Linked DNA regions of Homo sapiens: all the other regions are linked to region 2. Evidence: chromatin contacts called from ENCODE Hi-C or POLR2A ChIA-PET data. All regions are on one chromosome and are shown on one strand. The core of a region is the stretch at or near the end of the contact, and the rest is flanking DNA. Distances in the headings are between cores, read along the strand shown.

What was found. Hi-C counts contacts between places; a loop is a spot of excess contacts on that map. ChIA-PET counts read pairs that join two places held with the same protein, here RNA polymerase II (POLR2A). Pooled maps may share reads with other maps.
Region 1: a loop to region 2 is called in a pooled map, with 4 times the contacts of the local background. The contact joins the promoter of OAT here to the promoter of CTBP2 in region 2. A Hi-C loop is called at or near these places in 8 of 50 pooled maps. POLR2A ChIA-PET finds 5 or more read pairs at or near these places in 2 of 52 experiments (MCF 10A and activated CD8-positive, alpha-beta memory T cell).
Region 3: a map of naive thymus-derived CD4-positive, alpha-beta T cell shows a loop between it and region 2 (8-fold over the local background). The contact joins the promoter of NKX1-2 here to the promoter of CTBP2 in region 2. A Hi-C loop is called at or near these places in 1 of 168 maps with a recorded cell type or tissue (naive thymus-derived CD4-positive, alpha-beta T cell) and 4 of 50 pooled maps. POLR2A ChIA-PET finds 5 or more read pairs at or near these places in 2 of 52 experiments (A673 and H1).

Annotation. Positions count from the first base shown.
Region 1 is chr10:124,416,486-124,420,284 of GRCh38, forward strand. It overlaps OAT (ornithine aminotransferase), which reads right to left and starts at 2,438. Exons shown (of 10, transcript NM_000274.4): 1 at 2,388-2,438. RefSeq lists silencers at 1,998-2,537, 2,480-3,139 and an enhancer at 3,113-3,627.
Region 2 is chr10:125,157,694-125,162,011 of GRCh38, forward strand. CTBP2 (C-terminal binding protein 2) reads right to left here and starts at 2,870. Exons shown (of 11, transcript NM_001329.4): 1 at 2,626-2,870. RefSeq lists an enhancer at 3,641-4,250.
Region 3 is chr10:124,448,530-124,452,411 of GRCh38, forward strand. NKX1-2 (NK1 homeobox 2) reads right to left here and starts at 1,506. Exons shown (of 2, transcript NM_001146340.3): 1 at 1,201-1,506. The coding sequence starts at 1,414. RefSeq lists enhancers at 2,375-2,930, 2,931-3,487.

The DNA of each region.
Region 1 (3,799 bases), core at 1,188-3,687, 740 kb before region 2:
TCCAGGCAGCTATCATGCATCTACCTGACGCCCATACTCAGGTCCTGGAAATGAGAACAAATTGCTCTTGGCAAGCTAGAATTCTAACACTGAAGGTTTTATCCACGTAATTAACAGGGTCCTTCAGGCTACCATTACTCCCTCCATCTAGCCCATCCATCTACATTAGAACATACCTACAGTAGAATTTCCACAAAAGGCTGCATTTTGAAGTTAATTTAGCCTATACTCTTAAAAACTATTTTCTTACTCTAAAAGAATAGTCGGCGTAAAGTTGTCCAAAAGCCACTTAAAATATTCAACTTGAGGAGTAAATTTGTTCTTGCTATTTTGACAAATATTTACTTTTCCTGAGGTAACCATTCACAAATACAGGCCTTTAAAAAAAAAAAAAAAAAAAAGTTCTACCAACAGAAGTCTCTTTGACGTAATCAGTATTCTGGCTAAAATTCAAGCCAAGTGCATCATTGGCAAACAACTAGTTTTACTACTGAGAAAGGACCGGGGTCAACTACAGCACATCCTCCACACACATCCAAATTCGTGCATTCATCACTATTTGTAAATGTTTGAGATTTGAAAGGTCCTCAAGAACTCACTAAAGGGCATAAAATATGCACACAAATAACTGTAATAAAGGCACGCTATGGGGATAATACATATTAAGACAGCTGCTTTGAGGGAAAAATGTCTTTTAAAAATGTTTACTATTTAAAGTTATACTGGATTTTTCTTTGGGGGGGGGATGCAAAACTAATCTTAAACACCATGAAAAACTGTAAACCCAAAACTATAAGCTTTTTTTTTTTTTTTTTTTTTTTTCGAGACGGAGTCTGTCGCCCAGGCTGGAGTGCAGTGGCACGATCTCAACTCACTGCAAGCTCTGCCTCCCGGGTTCAAGCAATTCTCCTGCCTCAGCCTCCCGAGTAGCTGGGATTACAGGCGCGCACCACGATGTCTGGCTAATTTTTGTATTTTTAGTAGAGAAAGGGTTTCACCATGTTGGCCAGGCTAGTCTCAAACTCCTGGCCTCAGGTGATCCGCCTGCCTGGGCCTCCCATAATACTGGGATTACACAGGTGTGAGCCACCGTGCCGGGCTAAAAATAAGCTTTTTAATTTAACGCTCGTTTTTATGAAAAGATTCATCTAAAGACAGAACCAGGATATTCTAATGAAAGGAGTCTATTGTTATTTCACATGGCTAAGAGCGATTGATTACAATCTAAAGAACAGTTCCGGGGTTAACTGAAAGAACTAGCTTATCCACAGAAACCCTTTCAATCCCAGAAGGAGAAATTTAGAATTTGGAAACTGAACATTAGTCATTTCTTAAGGTAAAGCCACTTCATTCCAAAGTCACTGTCTGTTCGCCCTTAATTTATCACCGTAATTTATCTAAGAGGTAAAACTGAACACCGAAAAGGTAAGATGTAGAGTGACAAAAGGAGACGGTGGGTCACAGGGCGAGTGCCCAGGTGACTTCGGGCCTCAGTCCTCTCGCCAGCAAAGGGCGGACAATGACCCCTCCCGTCCCGCCCGGGAAGGCGATCGAGGAAACGCACTGGCCAGGCCCATTTACTGATGCTCAGCAGGGTTTGCAAAAAGCCCCCAACGGGAGGTTTTCATGCTGAAAGTCCTGTTGCCCCCCCATCCCCCACCATCTAATTAACCTGCACGTTACTGTAAGGAAGGTTCTGCTTCCGTAATTTTCTTTATTTCGACAGAGGCTGGAGAAAAAAAATCATAGGCTGGAAGAGGGGAGCGATGGGCAGGCCGATCTGCAGGGCGCAGGAGCAGGCCGGGAGGACCCAGCCCTCCAAGGCTGCATCAGCGCCCCCGCCGCGTGACCAGGGCCACCGGTTTACTGCACAGCTCCCCCGTCCCCAGAACGCAGCCTCCCCGCCAACCCCAGGAACCAAGGGTGCCCAAAGGCCTCCTACCCGGAACCCCGGGGCGCCTCGGGGTCTCTGGGCCGGGTGGGCCGAGTCCTGGCCTCCACAGGCCGCGAGCGCAGGGGGCGGCGGCTCCGCCCGGTCTGGCAGGCGGGGCTGCCACATCCTCAGCCTCTCCCTGCCGCCCGCCCGTCGGCCGCTCTGGGCTGGAACCAGGACTCCGGCCTGCAAGCCGTGGGTCGCCACGCCCCTGCCCCCTGAAGCTGCGCGCCGGCCGGAGACTCCAGGGCGCCCGGGTCCGAGCCGCCCGCAGAGTAAACGGGCCGCTGAAGCGGGGCTCGTTCCCCGGCCGAGGCCCAGCGCGCCCCCTCAGCCAGCATCCCCCGAACCCGGGCCGCGGCCACCCCGCGCCCGCCCGCCTCCCCCGCCGCTGTCAGGGAACCCCGGCCAGGGCCCGAACCAGAGCCCCAGGACAGCGGCGCCCAGACGGTACCTGACAGCGCCTGAGGACAACCGGGTACACGCGGCGTCTATGAAGCGCAACAGTGACGCCGGAGAGTCACTGCAACTTAAAGGCTGATTCTGCCCCGCCCCCAAGACACCCTCGCCGCTCATTGGCTGGGGCGGAGGGCAGGATACCAATCGCGTGGGTCCCGTCCTCCGCCCCGCCCTCCGGCCGCGCATCAAGGATCTTTGCTCCTCCCGCGGATTCGATCCGCGCTCGCGCCTCCTGAGCCCGCCGGCCTGTACCTGAGCTCAGGCCCCTCGGTCGCCTCCTCTGGCGGGACGAGAAGAGTCCTTGTCCGCCCTTGCTGACGAGAAGACTGAGGCCCGAAAAGGAAAAGTCTGTTGGGCCCCCCACTGCGCGGGCCGGGTGTGGCTGGAGGCCGAGAGACGTGAGGCTGGACCGCCCGCCCTGTGCTCCTGGAGGGAGGGACCAGCCCCAGCTCTGCCCCAGCCACAGCTGCGGGAGCCCCATGCCCTTGAACCCTGATGCGCCGCGCGGCTTAGTTGTGCCTCTGAATCCACCTCCAAAAGTCGTCGCTGCCTATGGAAAACACACTGCCCACCTGTTCGCAGCTGCTGTCAGATAATTGAGTGGCAGCAACCCACTCACAGTACAGATTTGCCTGTGGTGCCCTCCACAGCCGGTTATTAAATTCAGAACACAAAATAGATATTCCGGGACAACCTCATGTTAGAATCGGAAGGGACTTGGACTTCACTTAGCCCACAACAAGATGTTAAATATTGGAAAACAGAGACCCAGAGAAGGAAAGCGACTTACCCAGTCATCCAACAGTAGGGGCAGTCTGGTCCTGTGTGCCCCTCGCCACCCCTCTCAGAGGGCAGGCGCTGGCAGCTGCCGGCACCACACTCCATTAGACCACAATGACCAGTCGGGGGCCCAGCTGGAAACAGAGGGCACACTCCAATGTGAACATTTCCTAAAACGTGGTGGTGGGGGCCCGTGGTTCATGCCTGTAATCCCAGCACTTTGGCAGACCGAGGCAGGAGGATTGCTTGATCCCAGGAGTTCCAGACCAGCCTGGGCGACACAGTGAGACCCCGTCTCCACAAAAAAAAATAAAAATTAATCTGGTGTGGTGGCACACCTATGTTCCCAGCTACTCCAAAGGCTGAGGTGGGAGGATCACTTGAGCCCAGGAGGTTGAGGCTGCAGTGACCTATGACTGCACCACTGCACTCCAGCCTGGGCAACAAAGCAAGACCATCTATCTTAATCAACCAATCAATCAATCAATGTAGGCAAGTAAACCACAAGGGATGGAGAAATAACCTGGGTCTCATGCACCAGCGAGGGCCATTATCCATCCTAGGCCCAACGGCCTCCAAGTGGGGTTTCCAGAATTCCAGAACCCAAAGAGAGGAGTGTGGGAAAGG
Region 2 (4,318 bases), core at 1,620-4,119:
CTGGCTTATTTCCTTTGTTTGCTCATGTTATACTTGATCAAGTGTGAACGATTAAACTGGTTTCATTAAAGGCAAGTGCATTCACGGCTAACATCCAACTTCAATGGCAACTGTAAGCATATTTTGCAAGAAAGAGGGCCTGTTTTTTTGCTTGAAATCTACCATCTCATTAACTTTTCTTTTGGGGGCAATAAAAAGGGCACTAGGGGTTTTTCAGGAGAATGTCAGAGCAGTTCAGAGATCTGATGCCAGACAAAAGAATATTTAGCGTTTCAACTCTACGATACAGTCTCTGCTAAAGAAAAAAATTCTGTTTCAACATTAAAGCAGCTATGACTGAAAATGTCTAATTAGCATTTTGACTATTACTTTATAATTGCTGTAAGAAGTATCCTTTGAAATCAAGTGATTACAAAAACAAGATCCTTTAAAGTCTCATTACTTCAAAATAGAAAAGATTTATATTTAAAAAAAAAGGGGGGGGTTAAAAACCTCAGAATTCTCAAAGTACATGAAAACTACCCACTTCTACTTGGAAAACCCTCGAGGCAAAACAGCAATCTTAGGTACTGAACACGAGGTAATTTTTAAACTGTCTTCGAACCCAAACACCTAGTAGAGAAAGCTATCTTTTTTGAAAGGGTGGTATGAGTCGATATATTTCGCCCAAGTTAGAAAGGCAGAAAGAATCACTTTGTAAACTTCCCCAAAATATAACGTCCCCTCAAAATTATCCATGTCAGATAAAAATATACCAGTCTCTAGAATATCCAACAGAATTGCAAATAAGGCGTTTAGCATTTTAAATTCCCAATGCATATTTATAGAATAGAATTCTCTTGTCTATCCTTCCAGCCACTCGCATCAGACTCTCTAAGAACTTAACCCGATCTCCAATCTTTAAAGAAAAAAGGGGGTAAATACACAGAAGGATTGTTTACCCCGGACAGGGCAAGGAAGCCCGGTATGACGACGTAGGCCATTGCCAGCAGCCTCCACCACGAGCACGCAGAGCGGGGATTTCTACGAAAAATTCCTCCTCTTCCCTATAAAATCCTAAACGTGGGGTCCTCTGCAGCCAACTGCCGCTTGGGCCGCCTCCGGAAAAAGTACCGGGCGGGGGGAGGGGGGACAACCACAAACACTCGCGCGCACACGCTCACTCCGTGTCCGCGACCGTCGTCGCCGGCGGAAAGCGAGCCACGGGAGGGAGTGTGTGCGCGCGTGTGTGTCTCGGCGCGGCCCGCGGTGACCGAGCTGAGCTCTTGGGCCCGCGGCCTCCGAGCCCCAGGGCGCGGCGTGGGCTGCAGGCGACCCGCCACGCCGCTGGGCCTCCCGCGGGAGAAAGGCCCAGGCACGCCCCGGCTCCCGCGCGCCTCTGCCCAACTCGCCCGGGGCGCTGGGGGCAGCGCGAGGGAGAGAAAGAAAGGCGCTTCCCCTCGGCCGCGCGGGGCCGTCCGGCGCCGCGGAGGGCTGGGAGGAGGAGGAACCGCGGCGGCCCGGCTGTCCCTGCGCCGCACCGGGTCCCTGCCGCCCGGGGCGCGCCCTAGCCAGCCCCTCCTGCTAAACTTTTTCTTTTTGATTCGCCCCACCCGAAAAGTGCGGCCCGGGCGGGGAAGGTGGGGGAGGCGGGCGGGCCGGGCTCCCGGCGGCGGCGGGCGAGGAGGAAGTGGTGCCCGCGGGAGCGCGGCCGGGCAGAGGAAATGCCCGGCCCGCCCGGCCCCCGCCCGCGCCCGCCGCCCGGCCCGCCCAGGCCCCCCGCCCCGCCGCGACTTTGGCGGGCCGAGCCCCGCGCGGCAGTGGCGGCGGCGGCAGCGGCAGCAGATGTGGCCCGGCTGCCCGGAGGAGCCAACAATGCGGGGCCGGCAAAACAAAAGGGTTCCACTTCGCCTCCTTTCCCGTCTTTCACTTGCGCTCCCGGGGAGCCGCGCGGGATCCCCCGCCGGCAGGGGCAGCGCCCCTGGGGACCGAGAGCCGCTCACGCCCCGACTTCCCCACGGAACCCCTCTTCTCCGCGCCCCCCCCACCCTCGCCTCGTAGGCGCAAGGCCCGCCGCACCCCGGCGCGCTCGGACTCCTGTTCCCCGGAGATCCGGCCGTATTGTCCCCGCGGCGCGTCGCGCGCTCGGCCTGGGTCGCCGGCGGCCCCCGGGCGCGCACCCACCGGGCTCAGGGAGCAGGAGCCGGGGGCGCCCAGGGAACCGTCGCCGAGACGCCGCCGCCGCCGCCGCCGCTGCCCTCCGGACGCCGCCGCGCTCGGGGTTTCTTTTTTTTTTTTTTTCAACCCTGATGGGAAGGAAGGTGACCGCCTACTTCGCATTCATCAACTCTCATCACAACAACAAAAATCCTGGCGCAAACGGCGGCCAGCGGGCGCAATCGGTGGCGGGGGCGGGCGGGGACCCCCGAGCCAGCGTCCACCCCCGGGCGCCGAGGGGGGACACGAGGCCGGGGGCACGGACCAAAGATGTCCTCGGATGCCGGCTCCGCGTCCTTCGCCCTCTTCCTCCTCCTCCTCCTCCTCCCTGAGTGGCGCAGTGAGGCGCGGGCGCGGCGCCCCCAGCCCGCGGCCGCAGGTGAGGCGGGGGCGGCGGCGGCCCCAGCCCTCCCCCGGGGCCCCCCTTACCTCGTCCCGGACGGTCGGCGTCCACGGCGAAAGGCGCCCACCCTGGAGGCGGCGGCGGCGGCGTCTCCCGCCCCTCCCACCCCACCCGGCGGCGGTGGCGGTGGCGGCGGCTGTGCGGCCCCCCCTCAGCGCGGCATGGCTCCCGGTTCGGTCCCTCGCTCCTCGGGCCGCCGCCGGCTCCTCCGGGCCGCTCCCGAGCCACCTTAAAATGACACACGCACACAGGGACACACACACAAAAACTTAATCTCTCCAGCTCCCCGCCCCTCCCCCTCCCGCCCTCCCCACCCTCCCTCCGCTCCCCTCCCCTCCCCACCCTACCCCTCCCTTCCCTTCCACCTCCTCCCCTCGCCGCCGAGCCTCTTCCTACTTCCCCACCCACCCCACCCCCTTCCTCCGCCCACCCGGTTCCCAATTCCCCCCGCGTCCCGGCCCCGCGCCCTCCCGCCCGCCGAGAGGGGGCTGCGCTGGGGGTCCCCGGCCCGGGCCCGCCCCGCGCCGCGCTCACCCCCGAGAGGATGCTAATTCCAACTTGGATCGGGGGAGGGAACGTCCTGGATGCCGAGCGCCTCCCGGCTATTTGCTCTTCTTTATTTGTTTTCTCCTCCGGGGAAGGAGAAGGAAAACGGAGAGAAAAGGAAAGGAAAGAAGCGGCGCTGGCCGCAGCTCCCGGTACCCGCTGGCTGCGCAGGAGCTAGGCGGGAGGCGAGGTGAGGGTCGCCGCTCGCTCACTCCTCGCTCCTGTTTTTGGGGGGGGGGGGCAAAGGCGGGGTCTCTTTTTGCAAACCAATGACACAACCCCACATGGGCCGGCCTCGCCCCCTTCAGATACTCCTCACTACAAATCGGCTCTCTCGGGGGATTAGTGGCTCCGCGAAAGTGCACACAAGCGCGGCGGGCGGGAGGGCCAGGGGCCGGGCGCGGCGGGCACTCCCTAGCCCGGCCCCGCCCGGGAGGCCCTCGGGAGGCGCGGGGGCCTCGGTGGCAGGGGCCGAGGTCCTGTCGCGGTGGCTCGGGGTCCGCTGCTCCCCTGGCCCTTCATCCTCCTCCGCCCCTTCCACGTGGGGTACCGGGCAGCCGGCCACGTGGGGGAACGCGAGCCCCGGGTGGCCCCGGTCCCATGGGGCCCCGCCCAGCCAGCGGCGCCAACCAGCCCCCTTCCCGGCCCCCGGGCTCCAACTTCCTCCTGGTGCCCCGCACCGGCCGCTTCTGCCTTCTCAGGCCCGCGGGGTCAGGCGCGGGCCGGCCACAGGGGGCACTTGCGCTCCCCAAATCCAGATCCGGGAGACCGTGCCGGAGAGGCGGCGACCGCTGTGGGTGCGCAGGGAAGGGCCCTCTGTGCTGCAAGTTGCAGCAGTGCTGTGCCCTAAAAGAAGCAAAACATTCTTACACATTGAAAAAAAAAAAAAAGGTTCCCTCTTGCTGCCTGGATCTCGCCGGGGCATTTGAGAAGCCCTGTGTTGGGTCGGAGCCCCGGGTCTCGAGGAGGGAGGCGCGCTGCGGCGTGGGGGCCCGCGACTCGGGGTCCTGGGCTTGCGCGGCGGCCCGGAGCCCACGCCGTCCTGACGTCTCAAGGTTGGAGTCTGCACAGCGAGCCTGGGAATCCAGGCCCAGCGGCCGCTCGCGGCCCAACGAGCACCTGGGCTAAATTCCCCGCCCGTGACCCGCGACGTCCGAGCGCCGTCTCCGGAAG
Region 3 (3,882 bases), core at 256-2,755, 710 kb before region 2:
GACTCCCAGCAATTAAAAAAGAAGTTATTAAGCTCTCTGCCCCACCCCACCCCCGCCCCCGCTTTAAAGTGAAATTCCCTTTCCCATCTTCTCTCTCCCGCCGTGTTAATAGAGTTTCAGATTTGTGCGGGGCCGGATCGATAGATGTCATCTATTAAAGGTAAGTTTTAATCGAACAATATTAGGATCAGACAGGGAAAGGGGGTTTGAAGTCGGTACCTGCAAGCTGCGGGCAGGAGATATGCAGGCGCCAGTAATAGAATATCGATCACGAGGGTGGGGGAAGGGAGGGCGGCCCCTCGGAGAGAAGATCCGAACAATTACCAGGCCGCCTGCCTGGGCCCAAGTGCGGCCGCCAGAGGCGCCCCGGGCCCCAGGCAATCACCGCCAAACTTGGGGAGGGGAGCAGGGGGCTGCGCGGCATCCAGCCTCCCCCGATGACCTGAGCCTCTGACCCTCCAGGGAGCCGCCTTTCCCTGTCTGATCCCAGCAGGACTCCTGCTGTCTTCCGTCCTTCCTTCCAGCCACAAACTTTCCTAACCCCTTCATCAGGTGTCCGCCAGCGTTGGGAGTAATTCAGAAAGGGTTTCGAGAAGAAAGTACCGAAAGCTTCCCAACACTCCATCCGAGCCCCGCCCCCAGCCCAGTCCCAGTTAACAGTTGAGTCTGGGGAGCTTGAGCGCCTGGGGCAGCCCAGCCCCGCAGGCGTCTCCGGGTGGCACCTGACCTCGCTACTCACGAAGACCCCCGGCGCAAGCCTTAGCGTCAGCTCCCCCATCCATAAAATGGAGGTGATGTTAATGATGCTGTCCATCTCTCAGGTTCCGAAGTTTTCATCACCTTTATCCCAGCCCTTAGCCCAGGTCCTAGCACGTGGCAAGCGCATTAAATGCCCGATAAATGAGTAAGCCTGGCAAGACAGGCGCCAGGTAAGTTTCCACCGCGAGCATCAGAACTGTGGTGCGGGTGAGCTTGGCGGGTGAGCAGGGATGCGGCAAATCCCTGCCCTGTAATGCGGGGAGCCTCCTCTCTGCCTCTATCCAAGTCCGAGGCGGGGGCTACACTTCGCACCCGGTCCCGTGCGCCTTCTCTCTGAGGAAGACGCTGTTAAGGGCCACTCACCGGGCCCGGCTGTTCCCCCATACACTCCGCATTGTTGGGGCTGAGGCCTCCTGGGGCCGGGGCCGCCTTGCATCTTACCAGGGGTCTCCAGCTGTCGGACAGGGTCCCTGGAGCTGGCATCTTTCCCCGCTTCGACCTCCGCCAAACTTTTCCTGGCTTCCCGGGGAGCCGGGCGCACGGCAGGGAGCGCTGCGCGGGTGAATTTCTGTGGGTCCAGGATGTCCAGGACAGAGAAAGAAATCTTGTGGTGGGAGGGAGCCGCCTTGGCCCCGCCGTCCTGCCATGCCAGCATGCCCGTCGCCCACGGGCCGGCGGTCGGCGGCGCGGGGTTGGGGATGGCGCCGCTCGGGCTTGCCTTCGGCTGTGGCTTGGCGGTAGCTTTCCAGCCAGGAGCCGGGTCCGCGCTGCCAAGTGAAGCTGGGGAGGGGGGCGGGGAGGCGGGGCGGGGAGAGCGCCGCGGGGGGCTGCGCGCCGATTGGCACCGGCGCAGCCCGGGCCAGCCTCGGGACTATCAGGCGCTGTGCCGCGGCCGCTTGCCTGGGCTCGGGGAAGCCTCCGCGCGCCCGGTGCGCGCGACCGCGGGGACAGTGTTGTCGTCTCCGCGCGCCTCCGCCCAACCCTCTGGGACTCTCCGAGGGCGCGAGGGAGGCTTCCATCCCGGGGATCCCTCACCCCGACACACACACCTCTGTGACTTGAGTTTGTTCCCTTTCTCCGGTGCACCCGCCTTAGACTTGGGGATGCAACTGAGGCCAGGACTGCTTACTCCCAGGCAATGCTCAGCGCATCTCCTTCCCCGCCAGTGAATTACTGTAATAGCTTCAGACCCGGTTACCTCGGAGGTAAAATCCCTCACGTTCTCACAGTTTAGCGTTCACAAAGCCCTGAGGCTTGCACGATCTCTTTTGATTATTTGAGCATCCCTGTGAGATGGGCGTCACGTGGCACAGACCACTGTCCCCGTTTTAAAGATGAGGAAATCGAGGTTCAAAGGTAAGAAAAGATTTCCCCAGGGTCACTGTGAGTTGGTGACAGAGTCTGGGTTTGGACCTCGGTCTTCTACTGGACCAGTCAGTGCTTTTTTAGTACATCCTGCTGTCTCAGAAACGGAGGGAGAAAATCCCGGACTCTCAGTCTTTTGCTTCCACTCCAAAGCCAAGCCAGAGGCCAGCAAGAGGTTTGGAGAGGTGGTGAGCCCCCACCGGGATTCCAGCCGCTTTGGAAACCTTGGTGGCTTCAGGCACAGAGCCAAGTGAGATGGCTGAGGGTGTCTGCCCTGGTTTGCTGTGACCCGGAGCACAGCCCTCAATGGACAAACGTCAGGCCTTCTCCAGAGTCACAAATTCGATCATTTGCAACAGAAATTGGATCTGAGAATTAGGTTGCATCTCTGACCCCCATTCCCTCTCAGCCCCAGAAGCAGAAGATTCAGAAATGCCTGTCTGGTTTGAATTTAAGGTCCGAGAAGAGAGACAGTTGAAATGGCCCTCATCTGCCCCACCAAGTCCCCTGGGAAAGTGATCACCAGTGGTCGGAGAAGCTTCCACTGGCCACACCAATCCTGAATTTCTTCTTTTGTCTCTTGGAAAGCACACAGCAGTCTGTGAGCACTAAGCATTTGTTTCAGGCAAATTCTGAGGCTTCTCCTAGTGTTTGGCCCAGAACCACCTCTGACTCTGCCGTTCCTTTCTTCTCCGCCCCATAGGGTTTCCAAACAATGACTTGGCAATTAATATTGTCTGAGCAGGTAAGGAGTAGGAAGAGGAGGAGAAACCTTCTCATTAAAGTGCTGGGGGCTGCTAATCCCATCTGTTATTGAAGAGGCATCCTTAGAAGCCAGCTCCTTGTAGCTTTTCTCATTCAAACCTTGCTGCCCCTCCCAGAGGTGGTCACTGTATTCCCTGCGGACTTTAAAGCCTGCGGAAATCAAGCCAGCTCCAGTCCTAAAGTGAAGACGGATTGTGCTTTTAAAGCTCAGGAAAGGAAGTGCCCTTCCCAAGTCCACTGGACCACCTCCCATCGAAGGGAATGTGAAAATCCCAAAGAAAAGATGGCCCTGAAACTAAAAAGTGGCGCCCGACAACCTGGACTGCAAATCACAGAGCCTTCCTGAAATACAGATGGGGTACTTTGTTTTCTGTTTTGATAATGCTTTCTCACCCAGTTCTCGATTTTTTTTTCTAATCTTCCTTTTTGTTTCTCCCCCTTCACCCTTTTGATCCTAGCCGCCCCTTCTACATTTTCCCACCATGTTTACTTTTTTTTTTTTTGAGACAGAGTCTCTCTGTCACCCAGGCTGGAGTGCAGTGGCGCGATCTTGGCTCACTGTGCAACCTCTGCCTCCTGGGTTCAAGCAATTCTCCTGCCTCAGCCTCCCAAGTAGCTGGGATTATAGGTGCGCGCCACTGTGCCCGGCTAATTTTTGTATTATTAGTAGATACAGGTTTTCACCATGTTGGCCAGGCTGGTCTCAAACTCATGATCTCAAGTGATCCGCCCACCTTGGGTTCTCAAAGTGCTGAGATTACAGGCATGAGCCATCGTGCCTGGCCCATGTTTATATTTTTAAATGCTGAGGTTCTCAGGATAGCTAGGAATAGGTTTCCTTAAGTTAGCCCCAGATGGAAGTATGTGGCCTCCCACTGTCCCTCTTATTCATTCTCCTATGAGAAACCTTGAGACTCTTTATTTTCACAGGATGGTGGGCATTCCAGGGGCCACCCTATACCCCAAACCAGAGGGACAAGGGAGGCCCAGACA